Regions from separate parts of the Mus musculus genome. Here region 2 is linked to region 1. The links are chromatin loops, found by intact Hi-C in ENCODE. Cell type or tissue: heart. All regions are shown on one strand. Links, peaks and the distances in the headings refer to the core of each region. The heading gives the core; the rest is flanking DNA.

Region 1 (5,380 bases), core at 145-5,144:
GCCATCTCACCAGCCCTCTCTTCTTGTTTTATGATTTAAAACATTTAATGTAATTTCTAAATTTCTGGTAGATTCCCACCCCCACCCCCCACCCCCAAGACAGGGTTTTTCTGTATAGCCCTGGTTGTCCTGGAACTCACTCTGTAGACCAGGTTGGCCTCGAACTCAGAAATCTGCCTGCCTCTGCCTCCCAAGTGCTGGGATTAAAGGTATGTGCCACCACTGCTCGGCTCTGGTAGATTTTTTTAATTGGATATTTTATTTATTTACATTTCAAATGTTATATGCTTTCCCAGTTTCCCCTCCACGACCCCCCATCCCATTCACCTCCCCCTGCTTCTATGAGGGTGCCCCCCCACTCCTCGCTCATCACCCCAACCCTTTCCTACATTGGGGTATCGAGCCTTCACAGGACCAAGGGCCTTCTCTCCCATTGATACTAGATAAAGCCATCCTCTGCTATGTATGCAGCTGGACCATGTTTCGTTCAGGGTCATTTTCATCTCATGGTGTCAAATCTCTTGTGTGCTCAGCCAGCCAGAGAGAGACTCTGATTCATGTTGTAGAAATTTATTTAATCCCAACTTGGGGTTTCTACCCATTCCACCTTAGATCATTTAGTTTCTGGATTAAAAAAAAACCTTTATATTTACAATAAGCCTTAAACAACACAAGAGCTGGGCAGATATGACCCTCTATGATATTAGAATCTACTTCACTATCCATAACCCTGAGTTATTGTTTACTATGTTTCTGGGCTGCCCTTAACTCCAATTGGCCAGCCCTCAGGGCCACACTCTCTTGACTTCTAAACCATAGCAGCTTCTCTTTCCTCCTCCTCCACCTTCTTCCCTTCATCTTCTTCTCCAGCCTCAAGTCTGGAAAACCTAAACCCCACCCATGTCTCTTCTGCCCAACTAATGGCTGTTGGTATCTTTATTTGACAATGAGAAATAACTTGGGGACAGGATCACTTAATTTCTATATGCTGACTCTCCCATCTCTGGGACAACCAGACTTGAGGGCCCAATATTAGCCTTAGAATACAAGCAGCATCAGGCCAACCCAGTACAATTCAAGATGTGGTTTAGCAGACAGCACCCTGGAAAAGGGTACTGGGTTGCAGCTGCACTGTTGGGACTGGATAGACAAAAGCAATTCCAGACAGACTCAGCTGCTGGGAAGGCATCAAAGGAAAAAGATCTTTTAGAAACAGGATGTATGAGAATGTGTGGGTCTGCCAGGACAGTATTCTGGCCAATATCACATTCTGTGTAACAGCTGGGGAAACAAAGGAGACTCAATGGCTTATTTCTATTTCTCCCCAGTGCCAAGGATGGAACCCAGGTTCAGGCACATGCTAAGTATGTGCTACAATACTGAGCTATATCCTATCCTTTTCTAGTAATGCCTTTGTCTTGGGAGGTTTCTCATTAGTGGGGTGCCACTCTGTGAGAACTTCTATGGTGTAAGCTAACATAGCCAATCAGGAGATAACTACAGATTCCCCACAGGCATTCTACAGACAAAGTAAGACTGTAATAATGCCATACAGTCTTCTAGGGAAGGATATCTTTCTTCCTTCCTTTCTTTCTTTCTTTCTTTCTTTCTTTCTTTCTTTCTTTTTTTTTCTGATTTTTTGAGACAGGGTTTCTCTGTGTAGCCCTGGCTGTCCTGGAACTTATGCTGTAGATCAGGCTGGCCTTGAACTCAGAAATTCGCCTGCATCTGCCTCCCAACTGCAGGGGGCGGGGGGGGGGGAGGATATCTTAAAATTATTTCACTTACAACTTCTTTTTACCCAGTATTATTTTCATGACTTGAGGTATATATGGATACTTTAAAAATTACTTTAAAACAATTTGGCGCACACACACACACACACATATGTATATGTATATATATATATATATATATATATATATATATTCACCATTTATTAAAGATGAAAAACAATTTGTATCCTAATGACATGAATGTGCTTGTTTCAACAAAAGGAATTAAATATTGGCTAAACATTTGATACTGTAGGTCACAGAGCATCTTCAGTGCTTTTCAGAGTTGATTGTTTTGACTTTATCATCATCAATGTGGAGAACACTGCTTTGCAAAGATACAGCAAATTCATGTTTAGGGCCATTTCAGAAATTGTTGGAAATTTTGTCCTAAATCCCAGGTCAAAATTCTTTTAATTCTTTAGCAATTCAAATAGTAATTTCAAAATTAGAGTATTCTGGGGGCTGGTTGTGGTGGCACACAGCTTCAATCCCAGCATAAGGGAGGAAGAGGTAAGCAGGTATCTTTGAGTACAAGGCTAGCATGGTCTACAAAGCAAGTTCCAGGCAGCCAGGAGTACCCAGTGACCCCCAAATGAATGTATGAATGAATAGTTAAAATTCAAATATTCTGTTGGGCATAGTGGCTCACACATGTAATCCTAGCATTTAGGGGGCAGAGGCAGGAGGGCTGTTGCAAATTTGAGGCTAGCCAAGTCTACATAGAGAGTTTGAGGCCAGGTGGCTGTACAGTAAGACCCCATCTCAAAAAAAAAAAAAAAAAAAGCCTAAAAAGCAAAACAACAAACAAAACCAACAAAACAAATCACAAAACACCAAAAAAAAAAAACCAACATAAAACGAGTGTTTCTCATAGCCCATTCTTAAACAATAATTCCCACCACTACCAGTTTCATTAAATTCCTTTTGTTTTCATGTTGGAGACAGGAGTTTACTTAGCTCTCTTCATACGCTGCTATTCTTTTCCATCATCTAAGACTCTCCAGTCAATATAGTGTGTGTTGCAATGAAAGCTATCTTCCTTCCTTCTCTAGACGGCGACAATACTAGTCATTTTCACCTCACTTTCTGCTCTCTTCAAGATGGCCAATTGCGATCAATTCCAACCCTCTGACCTTCTCAAAATGACGACGTAGCGACTAGGGACCTCATACTGACGCTTTCAAGATGGCGCCGAGGTCGTAAATCCAAGTCGCAAAATGACGCAAACTCAGCGTCCCTATCAAAGACACTTCCGGTTCTGCTGCCGGGTGGGGGTGGCGGACTCGTAGGGTCTGACTGAGGCCACAGGGAGGCTGCGTCTTGGGACTGGACGCCTTGGCGGGACGATGGACCGAAAGAAAAAGCCTTTGGACGTTACAGCCTCCTCGGTGAGTACAAGTGTGGCTTAGCTCCGTGCTCCGCGTTCCCTCCGCCTGTCTCAGTCGAGAATGGTGACCTAGTTGTTGTCCCACGCAAGTCAGGGGCCTGGACTGCCCATCTGACAAGGATCCTGACCGACCCTTTCCCCGCAGAGACCCTCCTCAGCTTCCTTACTCACAGGATCCTGAACTCGGCTCCGCCAGGCGCCTGGGCTCCGTTCCCCTCGAACCCAGGCGGGTCTCGGACGCCATCCTCCCAGGGATCTCAGGGCGCATCCTGCGGGTCAGCCGCCGCCACAGCCGGCTCTCTGTCCGCAGGGACTTGGAGGACGAGCCCTTCCTGGGTTCTCCACTAGTCCAAAGCCCTTCTCGAGCACTGGGATATGATTTGTCTTCCCAGGGCTCCCAGGGTCCCCCCCAGCAGGATCCAGACAAGTTAGCTAGTGCCTTGTGGGATGGGGTACCCGGGCCAGTAAGGTCTGACAGGATGTAAGGAGTTTTGCTAACTTAACCACTCTCAGCAGAAAACTTGTAAACACTGTACACATTTTGTGTCCGTGCTTCATATGTGTGCTGCCATCGAGTCCTCAGAAGTGCTTTTGAGTGTAGGTGGTATTAATTGTCACTCTTAATGGATAATGAAGTTGACACCCAAAGGTGAATCCCGTTTTCCTCAATGTACACACAGATTTGTTGTGTGAGAAGCCAGGCTCAGTTTGATTGACTGCAAAATGGTGCCTTTTCTGATTGTTCAAAACATCTAATGTATCAAATTTTTTGTTGGAATTTGTTTTTTAATATAGAAAAATTGGTCTTAGTAATCATGTTTGCTTGGATTCAGTGCTTGCAAACTGAATTAATCAGGAAGTATATGCGCATGCGCTTAACTTTAGCACATAAGTGTCAGAGACAAGTGGACAGAGGCCACTGTAAGTCAGAGGCCAGCCTGAGCTACATAGTTCCAGTATAGCCAGAGCTACACAGTGAGACCCTGTCTTTAAAAACCAAACCAAAGTTAACTTGTCTGGAGGATAATGTTTTTAATAATTATAACACAAACGAAGTCCCGGAATTGATTGGTCATTTTGTGATTCAGATGTAGTTGTAGAATAGAAAGATATATAGCTAGGTAATTGATACATTTACAAAGTTAAAATCCTCCTCTTCCTCCTCCTCCTCCTCCTCCTCCTCCTCCTTCTTCTTCAGAATTTTAAATATTGGGTCCTGGAATGAAACTCCTTTACATTGTTAACATCCCTGCCAATAGTACCTTTAAGTGGATTTCTTTCAAATAGAAATTACTGAACTCAGTTATTTAAAAACAAACAAACAAACAAACAAACAAAAAAAGGTTTTTGGGGCTGGAGAGATAGGTTAAGAGCACTGGCAGCTCTTTCAGACGACCATGGTTTATTTCCAGCACCCACATGGTGGCTCTAAACTGTAGGTTCAGTTCCAGGAGATCTCTCTCTCTCTCTCTCTCTCTCTCTCTCTCACACACACACACACAACAACAACAACAACAACAACAAATGCACACTAAAAACCAAAAAGGAATCATTAAAAACATTTTTTAAAGATTTTAAATTTTGTGTATAATTGTTTTCCCTTTGTATATGCAATACATGTATGCCTGGTGTGGAACTGGACTTAATATGTGGATGGTCGTATGCCACCATGTGGGTGCTAGGAACCTACCCTGAGTCTTGTGCTCTTTAACTGCTGACCTTTAACTTCAGCCTCGGAGTTCTCGCTGCCCCATTCTCTTCACCCGAGCTCCCCTCTCCCATTTGCTTATTTATTTTACATATGTGAGTACACTGTCCCTGTCTTTAGACACACATTGGAGCCCATTGTAGATGGTTGTGAACCATCATGTAGTTGCCAGGAATTGGACTCAGGACCTCTGGAAGAGCATTCAGTGCTCTTAACCTCTGAGCCATCTCTCCAGCCCAAACATTGTGTTTCTTGTTCATGTTCAGGAAGCTCAAATCTCCCTTGGAGAATTACTGTTGCTTAGCAATCCAGTCACCTGCCAGAATTGAGTTAAATATTGTTCTCTTTCTTATTTTATTCTAGTTGGTAGATCTTAAGGCGGAGCTCTTTCGAAAACAAGAAGAATTCAAACAAGAAAAACTTCTAAAAGATTCTGGAGTTTTTGGAAAACCAAAGACAATTAATAAGGTAAAAATATCTCTACCAATTCCAAACATTGGGAGAATT
Region 2 (5,380 bases), core at 174-5,173, 340 kb after region 1:
GAGGGAGCAGGACTCTGGCAGTGTTAGCTTGAGCAGGCAGCACTCGGATAATTGGGAAGTGACATTGTGGCCTTGGATGAGATTTCCTCTCTTCAGCAGAAGAAATCTAAGAAAAACAAATGTCAATTGAAGCAAATAAGCAGCCAACAAAAGGTTTCTGTTTTTTCTACAGTTCAACAAAGGCACAAGTTTGTAACAAGATTGTTTGGTACAAGTTCGTGAAAACAAACTGTTTCTCAAATCCTTAGACCAAGATATGAGAACAGCACAGAACACACTGGTAAGTCAATGAAGCGGGAAGTAGAGTTGTACAGAGAAGCAAACAGGATCCCAGGGCACTTCCTTTAAGGTCATTTTAAATGGTCCAACCTCATTATTTGAGAGGATTCTTTTCCTTAGTACTAAGGATATGACATAGAACTAATACATAGTAGGCAAGTCCCCTACCACTAATTACACCTGGTCCCTTTTGTTGTTGTAAGACAGGGTCTTGCTAAGTTGCCTGGACTGGTTTGGGCTCACTTTGTAGCCTACATAGGCTCTGAACTTGCTACCCTCTTGCTTTAGACTTGTGGAATTACAGGCATAAGTCACCAGCATAGCCAACACCATGATTTCCATGTCATTTTAGTCACTGAGGAAAATATGTAGCATACTTATCAATGAACACTACTTTTACTCTGCCACATATACTGAGCTCTTGGTAGTTGTTAGGCACATGTGCTAGAAATACAAAGGCCAGAAGCTAAGTGTAGTGGTTCATGACTATAATGCCAGCACTCTGGATGTGTAGGCAGACAGGAGGAACCTGAGCTGGAGGCCAGCCTGGGCTTCACAGTGACATTCCGTTTCAAGAAACCAAAACAAGATCTGACAAGATGGGTAAAGTGTATGCCAGTCAGTGGGTAAAGTATATCCTTCTAAGTCTGATTGCCAGGACCATCCTAAAGGTAGAAGTAGAAAATCAACTCCCAAAGGTTGTCCTCTGATCTTCATATATATACCATACCTAAGTGTGCACACATCATACACACACACACACACACACACACACACATATATATATATATGTACATATGTATATATATATATATATGTACGTATGTATATATATATGTATATATATATGTGTATATATATATATATATATATATGTATATATATATATATATATACCACACCAGAGTGTGCACACATCATACACACACACAAAATATTTTAACAAGTTAATGTCATTTTTTTAAACACCAAAAAGAAAAAATAACAAATACAAACAATAAGCCTTTCAACTTTTCTTTAAAGAGAAGTATTTAAAAAAAAAAATCAAGAGCCAGAGAGATGGCTCAGTGTAAAGGCACTTGCCACCTACCCTGAGTTTGATCACCAGAACTACATAAAAGTGGAAGGAGAGAATACACTTCTGAAAGTTATCCTCTGGCTTCCACACACGCCTGTCCTCTAGCCCCTTCACACAAAATAAATGTATCTTTAAATTAAGATTTTAAAAAAGAAGAAACTTATCAGTGCAGCTTGATAATATGTTCCAGCACTTTGAAAAGTCTGAGGCAGAAGATCCTCACTTGAATCTATGATTTCAAAACCAGTTTGGCCAACATAGCAAACTGTCGCTTAGTTTAGATGAATGGATGGATAAAATTAGTGAAAATTATATTTTGCATTTACAGTGAGTTGATGTGTTTACTAGATTTTATAAATTAGAACAGTGGGGCAGCAGGTCTGATGTTCTCTGCCCTTCAACAGAAAAATCTGATACTTAAACATTTCAGGGCTTAATAACTTACATTTTCTGTCTTATTGGACTACAGCAAAGTCACTGTTGATGTGACCCTGAAAGACTCCTAACCATTGAGAACAAGGATAAAATCATTTCACAGAAGCAAAGAAATCTGTTTCCAAGACTTTAGAGGCCACATATCACAGCACAGAGTGGGAGTTTGTGTAGCTAGAATTGTGGTGTGCTGCAGAGGGCACAGAGGAGGGTACCATCTGGTCCTCAAAGGTGAAGGGTGACAGCAACTCAGAAAATAAATTAAACAGGACGCTAGGTGCCTGTTATTTCCTTTAATTAAGAAATTTGACAGGCGTGGGAGGCAGAAGCAGACAGATACCTGTGAGTTTGAGGCCAGCCTGGTTTACATGTCAAGTTCCAGGCCAGACATAGATACATAGTGAGACCCTTGTCTTGAGATTAAATAAATAAATCGAGAGACTACACACATGCAGACCCATCCCGGAAAGCATCTGAGGCATCACTTAAACAGCCAGCCTCAGGTCCGACCGGTTCTCTCCCCAGCCAGTGGCTGACAGGATCCTCTGGGTGTGACAGCTGCCTCCTCCCCGCCTGCAACTCATCCTGAAGAAAAAGTCAAACAGAAGTCGTCCCCGTGCACCCTGGCCACACATCGCAGCTCAGTTCTCACCCTGGAGAAACGCCCCTTACTCAAGGCAGGCTCCCTCCAGGATGCCTTCACAGCAGCTGCCTGGGGTGCCATAGCCTATACACAAGTGAAGTGACTAACACAAGACAGCAGCCGGGAAGGAGAGCCTGGGATTTTCGCCATCACCACGAGAACTCGGAGAGCGGGATAATAGGGTTCCGCGAATGAAGTGGGGGACCTTAACATAAAGTCACTTAATTAGGTGCCACCACAAACCACCGCAATTGATGCCGCAACCAGAAGGCCAGTTGTGCAAACTCTCGCCTCCAGACTGGATTGAAAAACCCAGCCGGGGGGCTCTGTAGAGATCCGCACGGCCACGCGCACCCGCGGGACGCGACTCTGCGGGACATCACGCAACACGTCACGGCGCGGGCAGAGACCCGCGCGGCGCCGAGGCCCGCAAAGCCTCATCTCCCGACCGCATCGTCATCTCAAACCACACGTCACACCCACCTCAGCCACCGCCGCGCTCTCTGCGACACCCTTTCTCACTCCCTGCGGCTTCCGACAGGCAGTCGGCAGCCTGCCTTTCCACCTCGGGTTCTGACTGCCGGCCTACGAGGTTCCTCAGAGACCAGTGGCAGCCATCGCCATCAGTGGCTCGGCGCTCGACAGGCGCGCCGGGCAGAAACCGGAAGACAGACTGACACGCGGCGGTCGAGCGCCGAGTCCTCGAGCGCACTGAACCTGGAAGAGGATGCTGCGCAGGCGCTGCCGCAACGGGGCGGGCCCAGTAGGAGGAGGTAAACTGCGAAGTTCTCTCAGGTCCTAGCAACACATCGATGTGAAACCCTACACTCGCCCTTCACTCACCCTATAGGTGGGGAAACTGAGACTTTGGCTCTTAAATAATGTGCCTGCAGCGCTAACATTATTTAGAGACCGTTAAAAAGTTTCTGAGATTTTTGCATAAATGCCTTAATACAGCGGTTGTTCTTCCAAAGGACCCAGGTTTGAAAAACTGCTTGTCTGCTACCTATATGCTCTCTTCTGGAGTCCATGGGCACTGCACATGTGGTGCACAGACATGCAGGCAAAACACACATACAAAATTTTGTTTTTTTACTTTTTTGTTGTTGTTGTTAAAAAAAAGTTTCTGAGTGCGAGAGACTAAGTTATGTTCAGCACATTGAGGAGACAGAAAGACGTGGAAATTGAGCCAAAGAAAGTAGAGACGTTGAGGAGTCGTGTCAGGGATTGGAAGTTGGCTCAATTGATCCTGGTTGGGACTCAATTTCCACCACACACCCATGCCTGTAACACCAATACTCTAAGGATGGAGGCAGGAGGACCAAAAATTTAAGTTAATTTTCAATTACATAGCAAGTTCAAGGCCATACTGGGATACATGAAACTCCATCTCAAAAAAGCATAAAAAAGTATGAGGGTAGCTAGATCTCTGCAAAATAAGTGGCATTTATGTATGAGTCAGGGTTCTCTAGAGTCACAGAACTCTATAGTCTATATAGTAAGGGAATTGGTGGATGACTTACAGTCTGTAGTCCAATTCCCAACAATGGTCAGCAGCAGCTGTGAATGGAAGTCCAAGGATCTAGCAGTCACTCAGTCCCACAAGGCAAGCAGTTGAAGAAGAGAGTGTCAATCTTCCTTCTTCCAATGTCCTTATATAGGTCTCCAGCAAAAGGTGTGGCCCAGATTAAAGGTGTCTGCCACCACACCTTTAATCCCAGATAACCTTGACTTGGAGATCTTCCTGTCTTAATCTTCTGGAATTCATAGCCACTGTGCCTCAAGATCTCCATGCCAAGATTCAGGTCAGAAACTTCTATCTCAGCCTCCAGATTAGGATCACTGGTGAGCCTCCCAATTCTGGATTGTAGTTCATCCAGATATAGTCAAGTTGACAACCAGGAATAGCCCCTGCAATTTACAAAAGACAGTATGGCAGATCAGTCATGTCTGAACCTAGCTGTACCATGCAACAACCACAGGGTACAGAGACAGACCCATCTGTTATTGAGGTCTGTTTGCTTTATAGCCAGCACACCATCTAGACTGCAGTAACCTGGGCCCCAGAAGTGGGAGCTTCAGGGAAGATGCAGGTCTTTGGAACCAGAAAGTGGCCTCCATCCCTCCTGCCTCCATCCCAGCCTAGCATGGCTGTGGCACTTGACCCATTTGACTCTGGGAATGACTGTCTGAAGGTGGTCACAGTCTCTACTTCCTTGTGCAGATGAAATGAAGCCAGTCTCTTGGCCTAGGCTCCTTACCGTACCTCCTCAGCTCAACAGCATTGAGTATGGAGAGGACAACTCCTAGGGCTCCACAGACCTGAGCTCCTGCCTCCAAGAAAATCTTACTTTGTGACTCTGAATGTGTCCCTTGCCTTCTACTCTTCAGTTCTCCCACATGCACACAGAAAGTGGGACTCAAAATGGGCAGGCTCTTCTTATTTCCAAATTGGTAACTATTTGTGTCTGTTTGGTTTTTGGCTTTACTGTTTTCCAGTGCTGGAATTGGAACTCAGGGTCTCACACAGGATAGATAAATGCTATACCATTGAACTATGGTTCAAAGTCTGCTTTCTCTAAAACTTTGAACTCTGCAGAGAAAGGGACTCTTGCCAACATGCCAGAGACAAGTATAGCTTTGCCTGACACCAACATCTGCCTTTGCACTCCCCTCCCCCAACACACACACACACACACACATACACACACACACACACAGACAAAGAGAGAGAAAGATAGAGACAGAGACAGAGAGACAGAGACAGAGAGAGACCCAGAATGAGGCAGAATGTGATGAGCATGATTATTTGATGCCAGTGAAAGACCTCTTAATTCAGCCATGATTTAGCCTGTCATCATTTACAAAACCAACATCACATTCAGACCTCATTTGTTTCCAAAGCAATGGCAGCAAGCAAGCTGGCAGTTTGTGGATAACTATGGAAG

Evidence for each region. A loop is a pair of places that touch in the nucleus more often than their neighbours do. Peaks named below come from ENCODE experiments on the same cell type or tissue, not always from the same donor. Only the 100,000 strongest peaks of a DNase experiment are listed, where the experiment ranks them.
Region 2: it touches region 1 in a loop (4-fold over the local background); 3 of 42 quality-filtered maps call a loop at or near these places.

The regions. Positions count from the first base shown.
Region 1 is chr6:91,875,021-91,880,400 of GRCm38, forward strand. Ccdc174 (coiled-coil domain containing 174) reads left to right here and starts at 3,033. Exons shown (of 11, transcript NM_172730.2): 1 at 3,033-3,166; 2 at 5,237-5,341. The coding sequence starts at 3,125. In heart, for the core only: no CTCF peak of the experiment used is centred there; a DNase peak (open chromatin) is centred at 3,011; H3K4me3 peaks cover 1,877 bases; H3K27ac peaks cover 1,571 bases.
Region 2 is chr6:92,211,796-92,217,175 of GRCm38, forward strand. It overlaps Rbsn (rabenosyn, RAB effector), which reads right to left and starts at 3,075. Exons shown (of 12, transcript NM_030081.3): 1 at 2,916-3,075; 2 at 1-106. In heart, for the core only: a CTCF peak has its summit at 3,186; a DNase peak (open chromatin) is centred at 3,126; H3K4me3 peaks cover 1,954 bases; H3K27ac peaks cover 1,400 bases.